Linked DNA regions of Homo sapiens: region 2 is linked to region 1. The links are chromatin loops, found by intact Hi-C in ENCODE. Cell type or tissue: CD4-positive, alpha-beta T cell. All regions are shown on one strand. Each heading gives the region's core, and the rest is flanking DNA. Links, peaks and the distances in the headings are about the cores only. Region 1 overlaps FAM210A (family with sequence similarity 210 member A). Region 2 overlaps LDLRAD4 (low density lipoprotein receptor class A domain containing 4).

The links. A loop is a pair of places that touch in the nucleus more often than their neighbours do. Peaks named below come from ENCODE experiments on the same cell type or tissue, not always from the same donor. Only the 100,000 strongest peaks of a DNase experiment are listed, where the experiment ranks them.
Region 2: a loop joins it to region 1, with 2.8 times the contacts of the local background. A loop is called at or near these places in 51 of 110 quality-filtered maps.

The regions. Positions count from the first base shown.
Region 1 is chr18:13,720,640-13,725,038 of GRCh38, reverse strand. All of the region lies in intron 1 of FAM210A (family with sequence similarity 210 member A), which reads left to right. Among named protein-coding and RNA genes, the nearest start is that of FAM210A, 3.7 kb to the left of the region's middle. In CD4-positive, alpha-beta T cell, for the core only: no CTCF peak of the experiment used is centred there; no DNase peak of the experiment used is centred there.
Region 2 is chr18:13,560,131-13,564,529 of GRCh38, reverse strand. All of the region lies in intron 4 of LDLRAD4 (low density lipoprotein receptor class A domain containing 4), which reads right to left. Among named protein-coding and RNA genes, the nearest start is that of MIR4526, 49 kb to the left of the region's middle. RefSeq lists enhancers at 1,541-1,960, 2,011-2,060. In CD4-positive, alpha-beta T cell, for the core only: no CTCF peak of the experiment used is centred there; DNase peaks (open chromatin) are centred at 959 and 1,859; H3K27ac peaks cover 466 bases.

The DNA of each region.
Region 1 (4,399 bases), core at 284-4,283:
AGCCGTTGGGAGGCCGAGGCGGTTGGATCACGAGGTCAGGAGTTTGAGACCAGCCTGGCCAACATGGTGAAACCCCGTCTCTACTAAAAATACAAAAATTAGCCAGGCGTGGTGGCGCGTGCCTGTAATCCCAGCTACTCAGGAGGCTGAGGCAGGAGAATCGCTTAAACCCGGAAGGCGGAGGTTGCAGTGAGCCGAGATTGCGCCGTTGCACTCTAGCCTGGGCGACAGAGCGAGACTGTCTCAAAAAAAACTAAACAAAACAAAAAAAGTTATTAGATTAAAAGCCTCTTAACTATGTGTTTATGAAAACTCCACGATGATGGGATATATAGAGATTACATTTTTCAGTTTTTATAAAACTTAACTAGAAGTTGTGTAAATTCATTTGAGAATAGAGGGGAAGGATTCTTGAAAGCAGTTAATGTAAGTAAATGAGCCAGATAAAAATGATTTTAAAGTTACCATTGGTGTTATTTTTCCCTCATTATTGCCTGAGTAATCTCTGGTTTTCTGGACATTAAAATAATAATAGCTAATACTCGAGTACCTTTTAGGTGCCAAGGTTAGTGCTTTATTCATTTGCACTCGTTTAATTCTAACCGAACCCAGTGGTATAGTTATGAGTGTTTGTTTTACAGATGAGGGTTAAGTAACTTGGCCAAGATCATGCAGCTTGTTAAGTAGTGGGATCAAGATTTGGACCCAGGCAGTCTGGCTGATTGACCAGACTCTGCTAATAATGAAACAGTGCTGGCTAGAAGATCATACTCAGAACTGGACGTTGCCTAGCAAATAGTAGATTTTTCAGAAAGTGTTTTGATACTTCTTAATGCCTGGGTTATGATGTCCCGAGAGAAAATAGTTAGATAAGGATGTTATCTTGCTGGAATGTGAGCTCCACCAAGACAAGGAAAGGACCTGCAGGATTTATTTCAACCCATTTGTAAGAAAGTGAGAGTACTTCTCTCAGAGGTATAATTTTAAAGTGTGATTTCTGTTGTAGAGTTGAAGATCATATTTTTGAAACATAGAGATTGTTTTAAAAATGTAGAAACAATGTTATAGTTTCCTAAGATAGTGTTCTGTGAAGAGAGGTGGTTCATGGAAGCTTTGTTCCTCCAAATAGTTTTGGATGAAGGACTTTTCCTCTGTTCCACTCAGGAAAGTGTTCCTACTGAAATTTCATTGTCTTTCTGGAACAAATAAAATATTATTGTTTAAAAGGTTTTTCCTTCAGTTGAAAATAAGATTTTGTTGAGTAATACTGTGTGTGATGATTAGTTTTATTATGTCAGCTTAGCTAGGCTATAATACCTAGTTATTTAATCAGATACTAGTTTGGTTGATGCTATGATGGTATTCTGAAGACGTGGTTAACATCTATAATCAGTTGACCTAAACTAAAGGATATTACCCTAAATAATGTGGGTGGACCTCATTCAATCAATTGAAGGCTAAAAAAGCCAAAACTGAAGTGTCCTGAAGAAGACAGTATTTTCCTCAAGACTGCAGCATCAATTCCTGCCTAAGTTTCCTGTCTGTAGATCTACCCTACACATTTTGAAGTTGCTATCCCCTACAGTTGTGTGAGCCAGTTCCTTAAAATACCAATATCTCTGTATCTGTCTATATGTAGATGAAGATATTTATGTTTTTATCTACATCTATATATTTTTTCCTATCAGTTCTGTATCTCTGTAGAGCCCTGACTGATTCAAATTTGGGTGCTGAGAGTGCTTCTAGTGAGCAGAATCTTAAGGATGAGTTTTCTGAATTGATTATAGTGTTTCTGGAATTGGTTTTCCAAACTGATCAGATTCAAAGGCAGTAATGAGTATTCCCTGTAGAAAAGAGGGCACTGATAGTCCCTGGTGTGATATGGCAACAAAGATATGCAAAAGATCACTATTAGATACTCCCACTCATGCTTATAGACAAGATTCAGAATGATCAGGTATTTGATACCTTAGAACATTTTAATCGAATTAATGAGTACAATAAGATAGGCTGGTTGCTTTTAACTGTACTGGGTAAAGTGAGAAAAGAAAAGGATGATCCCAGCTACTCAGGAGGCTGAGGCAGGAGAATCGCTTGAACCCAGGAGGCGGAGGTTGCAGTGAGCCGAGATTGCACCACTGCACTCCAACCTGAGTGACAGAGTGAGACTGTCTCAAAAAAAAAAAAAAGAAAGGAAAGAAAAGGGGAGCTTAAGGCTTCAAATTCCCGATTGAAGCTCCACATAAGTGACCTGAAAAGTTTCTGTGTCTGCCCTAAAGAAACCCGTATCTCTTGTAGCTACAGAGCTGAGGTTGGTGAAAACCAAATCCAGAGTCTTATCCTGTAGGTGGCTGAATTACAGTGCTAACTGAATTCCCTTCTCACCTTGGTCTGCTATTAAAATGAGGGCATTGATTGGGAAGGAATGGGATCTGCACATTTGGAATAGGGCCATATGGGAACATCCTGATGAAGCTGGGGATGTTAAACTCCTAAATTTGACTCACTCTTTTTTGCCAGTAGAAGCAGTTCTTCCACCTCTGAGGAGGTTAACTCTGCTTTGCCTGAAGAACCTGTAATGACCTCCCTTGAGGTAGTTACCTTGCAAGACATTGCCGGTTTTCCTCAGGAATCCGTGAAGAGCTCTGGGGTTGCTTTTCTCTTCAGGTCAGAGATTGCAGTGGGAGCTGTTGCCACTGACTGGGGGTCCTTAGCTGCAGCAGGGATGGTTGGATCTAGGATGGCAGGGGCTATGTGATCACCAAAGAGTAAGTAGGTGTGTTGCCATCATGGGGGACAGCGGAGTCAAAGCAACAATCTGAACAGCCTGACTTGGGGGTCCTAATTGGGTAGGTGGTCATGGTGTCCCTAGAAGAGAACTCGTTGGGCAGTCTACTGAATTCTGACTTGATCTCTATAAGCAGAAGAGTTCTAGGTCAAGTGAATGGAAGCTTTACTTTAATTACCAAAGAAAGAGTCATGGTCCCTCAATCAGTTCCCAGATTTGAGTCATTTTACAGACTCAGAACCCCCTGACTGAGGGGAGGCTGGATCCTTTTGAGGAAGGACCCCATTGCGCTGCTAAGAATTTATACCGTTAATTTTTTTCTCAGGTTTCCCAAAGGGACCTATGGCTTATCAGGGTAAGTGTGCACTGGAGAAGAGGAAATAATTAGACTTCTCACAGATTACTGAACTCTTAAGTCTGAACTGACACTAATTCCAGGACACTCAAAGTGTCATTTTGGCCCGCCATTCAGAGTAGGGACTTGTTGAGGTTAGGTGGTCAATGGAAGTTTAACCCAGGTTCTCCTCACAGTGGGTCCCCATATTCATCCTATGGTTACTTTGCCAGTTCCAGGATGCATAACTGGTATAGACATACTCAGCAACTGGCAGAATCCCCACACTGGTTCCCCGACTTGTGGAGTGAGGGCGATCGTGGTAGGAAAGGCCAAGTAGAAGCCACTAGAGCTGCCTCTTCCTGGAATAATAGTAAGCCAAAAGCAATACCGCATTCCAGGAGGAATTGCAGAGATGAGTGCACTTAAGGATGCAGGGGTGATGATTCCTGACATATTCGCATTCAACCCTCCTGTTTGGCCTGTGCAGAAAACAGATTGATCTTGGAAAATGACAGTGGATTATCATAAACTTAACTGAGTAGTGACTAATTGCAGCTGCTGTTCCAGATGTCATTTCATTACTTGAGAACCTATCCCCTAGTAACTGGCATGCAGTTATTGATCTGCTGAGTGCTTTGTCTTAGTATCTGTTAGTAAAGATCACCAAAAGCAGTTTTCTTTCAACTAACAAAGCCAAAAATACACCTTCACTGTCCTACCTCGGGAATGTCAACTTTCCAACACTATGTCATAACAAGATCTCTGTGATCTTGTTATGAGTTGAATTGTGTCTTCTAAAAATTTATGTATTGGATTCCTAGCCCTTAGTACCTCAGGGTATGACCTTATTTGGGAATAGGGTAGTTAAAAATGTAATTAGATAAGATGAGGTCATACTGGAGTAGGCTGGGCCCCTAATCCAACACAACTGGTGTCCTTATAAACAGGAGGAATTTGAACACAGACATTCACACAGGGAGAATGCCATATGAAACTGAAGTAGAGGAACACCAAGAAATGTCACACATTTCCAGCAAACCATCAGGAGCAAGGGGGTAGGCATGAAACAGATTCTTCTTCACCCCCTTTGAAGGAACAAACCCTACTGACACCTTGATCTTGGACTTCTAACCCCAGAGCTGGAGACAGTACATTTCTGTTTTGTAAGCTCCTCAGTTTGTGGTTCTCTATTACAGCAGCTGTAGCAAACAAATAGAGACCCTGATTGTGCTTCCCTTCCACAAAACATCATACTGGCCCATCACATTGATGAC
Region 2 (4,399 bases), core at 245-4,244, 160 kb after region 1:
CCAAGGAGAGCAGGTGAGGCGAGGAAAGGTTCTCAGAGCACTAAGTATGCAGGTCTTAGCAGAGGGGAAAGACAAGCAAGCCCCACCCTGAGGCCTGGCCACCTGGCAAAGGCGAGCGCTGGGGATGGCTTCAGTATACGCGCTGGCAAGGAAAATTGCCAGAGATGTGCAATTTACCTTTAGATACAACAACATAGGCTTGCTTCTGACAAGGACTACTTGAATAGCAGCCATCCTCCAAACCAGAATACTGCTCCATTTAGGAGGGAAAAAGGAAAGTAAAATTTCTATAATTATCAGCAAAAAGCATCAAAAGGGAGAGAATCTGGGAGTTTGAAAATGGCCTATGCCGGAGCCTGTCGACTCACGCCTATAATACCAACAATTTGGGAGGCCAGGAGTTCAAGACTAGCCTGGGCAACAAAGTGAGACCCCCATCTTTACAAAAAAACCACAATTATCCAGGTGTGGTGGTGCATACCTGTGGTCCCAGCTCTTTGGGAGGCTGGGTTGGGAGGACCACTTGAGCTCAGGAGGTTGAGGCTGCAGTGAGCTATAATTATACCATCACACTCCAGTTTAGGTGAGAGAGAGAGAGAGAGACTCTCTTAAAAAATGTAAATAATAGCAAAATAAAAATAATTTTTTAAAAAGAAAATGGCCCAGCTCTAACCTAGCTGTGGGGGTTTAAACCATAGCTCAAGAATCACTGAGGGGCCTTTAGAGGCCATCTGTTTAAAGATCCTTGAGAACAGGGGTCGGTCTTGTGGCTTCTACATCTCCCGTGGGGCCAGGCATTTGCCAGGCACTTAAGTGTTTATTGATGTATGAGAAGGACGGAGCCTCCCGTTTATCAGCACTCCTAGCTGCCATCCTCCAGTCCTGCTGACGCATTAATGTCGTGACCATTGAGGCATTCAGTAAGGAAGCTCTGTGCCCTGTATGTTTTCTGTTGTGCTGAAAGGAGTCACATGGCAAAGCTGCAGAACATGTCCATTCTGCTCCCTAGACTCACCCTCCGCAAATGAAGACTATCCCCCTTTCACTTCCTTCCTTGTGCTACTCTATCCGGAAAATCGCTGTTGTGTAAACAGATCTGGGGAGTCAGGACATGCAATATCCACCTTCTCAGTGGCCCAAGCTCCAACCTCCTTCCAAGGGGCATCCACAGGCATGGCTGGATGGATTTTCATCTGAAGTGTCTGGAATCCTACCATCCATCCACAATTAAACTGGGTCTAACTGTCAGCCTAAAAAACGCTCTATGGATTCTGGGTTAAAGATTAATTGGGGGTTGTGAACATGCTCATGTTCTCTACAGGCATAATTAGTTATCCCTAAAACAAAGATGCCTGTCATCTCCAAAGATAAAAATAAGTTTTACTAAAAAATATAGAGTGACAAGAAATAGTAAAGCTTCAGGTGTATCTTTGGTAAACCATCAGGTCTGTCCCTAAATCATCAGAAATGGGAAATGAGGGGTTAAGTTTCTTTCCTCTTCTAACAAAGAACTCTATTTGTTACACTAGACCAGGCGACAACCGTCTCTATATAGAGGGTGGCAGTTGGTTCAAGCTCTACCTTCCTTTCTCAGTTGGATCTATTTAAAGCCTGCAGCAGAGGAAACTTGGCAGCTGAATGTTTCCAAAAGTTAGTATACCACTTCCCTACTTCAGATCACACAGGAGGGCACAGCCCGGGAAGCAGAGATTCCTTGGGTGGGAGGGGTAGGCGCCAGCCCAGAGCTCACATAGCCCCCAGGTTCATCAATGTCCCATCGACAGCCTTCACTGGATATTTTTTTAAATCTCACATGTTGCATCTAAAAAAGTGGAACTCACGGAAGCAGAGGGTAGAATGGGGGTTTCCAGGGGCTGGGCCATTAGGGACGATGGGGAGATGTTAGTCAAAGGGTACGAACTTTCAGTTATAAGATGAACAAGTTCTGAGGCTCTGACGGACCGCGTGGGTGGTGAACATGTGAGCCTGACTGTCATCATCAGTCCACAATGTATATACATGTATCAAATAATCACATTGTATACACAGGATAGAGACAATCTTTGTCAATTAAATATATTAAAATTTAAAAAATGTAAACAAATTCATTGATAACAAATTTCAAAGTAATGGACCTAGTTAAGGGAGTGGAGAAACGAGGCAGGCTGAGGTCTCACTGATGTAGGTTGGCAGAGCTGGCTGAGAGTTTCAAAGCCTCAAGGTGGCCAGTCTGGGTCACCGGGATCAAGGATGGTGATTCCATGACAGTCCCTCTACCAAACACAGCTGCACTGTCATTTACCCTCACAGCAAGCCACATCTACCTATAAAAGCAGGTGTGATGATCACCTTTCACAGATGAGGAAATGGAAACTCAGAGACATCAAGCAACTTGTCCAAGGACACATTATCTTAAAAACACTGAGTCAGGACCACGATTTGGGCCTGGATCTATAGGACCAGGAAGTTCTCACTCTACCATGCCAGAGAGGAGAGGGATGCCTCCAACACCAGGTGGTCAAGTAAAATTAATTAGCTAATAATTGTTATTGGATATGCTAGACTTTGTACTTTTTCTTTTGTACTGTTGCTCATTGTTGAACATGTTTGGTTTTTCTTTTAGGTTTTCTCTAATATAAAGAAAACAGTGGTTATTTATAATCATTACTGGAGGGTTTGACAATCAGGAAAACATTAGGTTCAGCTTCTCCGAAATCGATTTGAGATTCACAGCAAGTCCTCATTACACTGCACCACTAGCATAAATTATTGTATATTTTAATGCTCCATATCCCACAACATCCAAGAGATGTTGGTATCAATCCTACACTGAGTCAAGACACGCTTCGGCATACATGTCATCACGTCCGTCTTTGCACAGGTGTCATCACGTCCGTCTTTGCCTTCTCCCAACATGTTTCTTGAACGATAATCAGGACACCACTCCCGATGATGAAGTACACTTCCAACAAATGACTGCTCATCAAGGTCTCAGCTGCAGTGTTTAATCACGCAGCAGAAACCATTTATTTTCTCATATACTTCTCTTTCTTGAAATATCTCTTAATTATCTCATTTACTCCTATATAAAAATGGTGCTCAAAAATTTAATTACAAGGGCAAGATCTTAAGGAGTTGCAAGGTGTGTGTCTATTTCTCGAAGAGACATTTTCAAAAGCCCCAAATTCTATGACTGAGGAAAAATAACTGGATGATGCCCCAGAAAAGAGTAAGGGGTGATAAGTTAACGGAAGCCCATTTCCAAAACTAATTACCTATATATTGTTTCCTAAAAATAAATTCACCCACTCATTTCATGTCACGCTCTTAACGCCTTTCAACCTTTCAAACGTGGAACCTGAAGAATAGCTCCAGTGTGGGCCCTGAATATCTGCAGGATGTTCCCTGAGACAGTAAGATCTGGTAACTGGGGAGCTTTACATACCTGTAAGGCCAAGTGACACATCATAAGCCAATTCACAGGGGAAGAAACAAACCCAGAGCTCTTGGGAGACCTTCCTAAGGTCACACAGATGTGTCTCCATAAAAATCAGAACGAGGCTCCTGGTTTTCCTTTATTTCACACAGGCTTGAAGTTGTTTTGTGCCAAGAGAGCCACAGTGTTAGGCACCTGCTAGCTCCCAGGTCACCTGCAAGCCCTTCCAAGAGTCATTTCAACCGCAGGTCTGCACTCTGTTCTCTACTTTCTTCTCAGCCACAGCAACAACTACAGCTTCATGGACACTTGATGTTGGAATTGAGATTGGAGTTTTCTTTAATTATTATTCTCAACTTAAAAAGCTGACGCTGAAAAGGGAAGCTTGAGCTCAGCAGATCCTTTCACAGAGAGGCTGAGAAGACAAACTCTCTGATTTCTGGTCTTCTCAGAAAAGATTAAAGTCAAAAATCATGGATGAGGAGACACAAATCTGTCTCCAAAATCTTGCCACTTTGGCGTTATGAAGGTCTTTAAGTCAGTCACTCAGAGCCCTACCAGGTCATCTGAAGGGCAAATCCATAGGAGCCCATGGGAAGAGACATCAGCCCCCGTCATCCCCACTGGCACAGAGCCTCAGGTACGATGCAGGTCCCTTCAAGGACCAACCAAGGACAGCAGCACAGTCTGCAGGGGAAAGACCCGAATCCCCTTGGGCTCTGAGATTGGGCCATTACCTACAGCTTCCAAACACCTGCTCAGAAGTCAGAGAAAAGGTGAGCAGCCGGACAGACTCCTTGTGACATGGGCTGTGCACATTCGTCCTTCAGCAGTCTCACCTGGGGTGTTTTGAGGATGGGGTTGGCTCAGGCCAACAGACCCAAAAGCAGGGGGACACCCTCTAGGGCTTCAATTCCCTGAAAATAATTCCATGGTTTCTATATTTGCTCTGAACAATGTAAA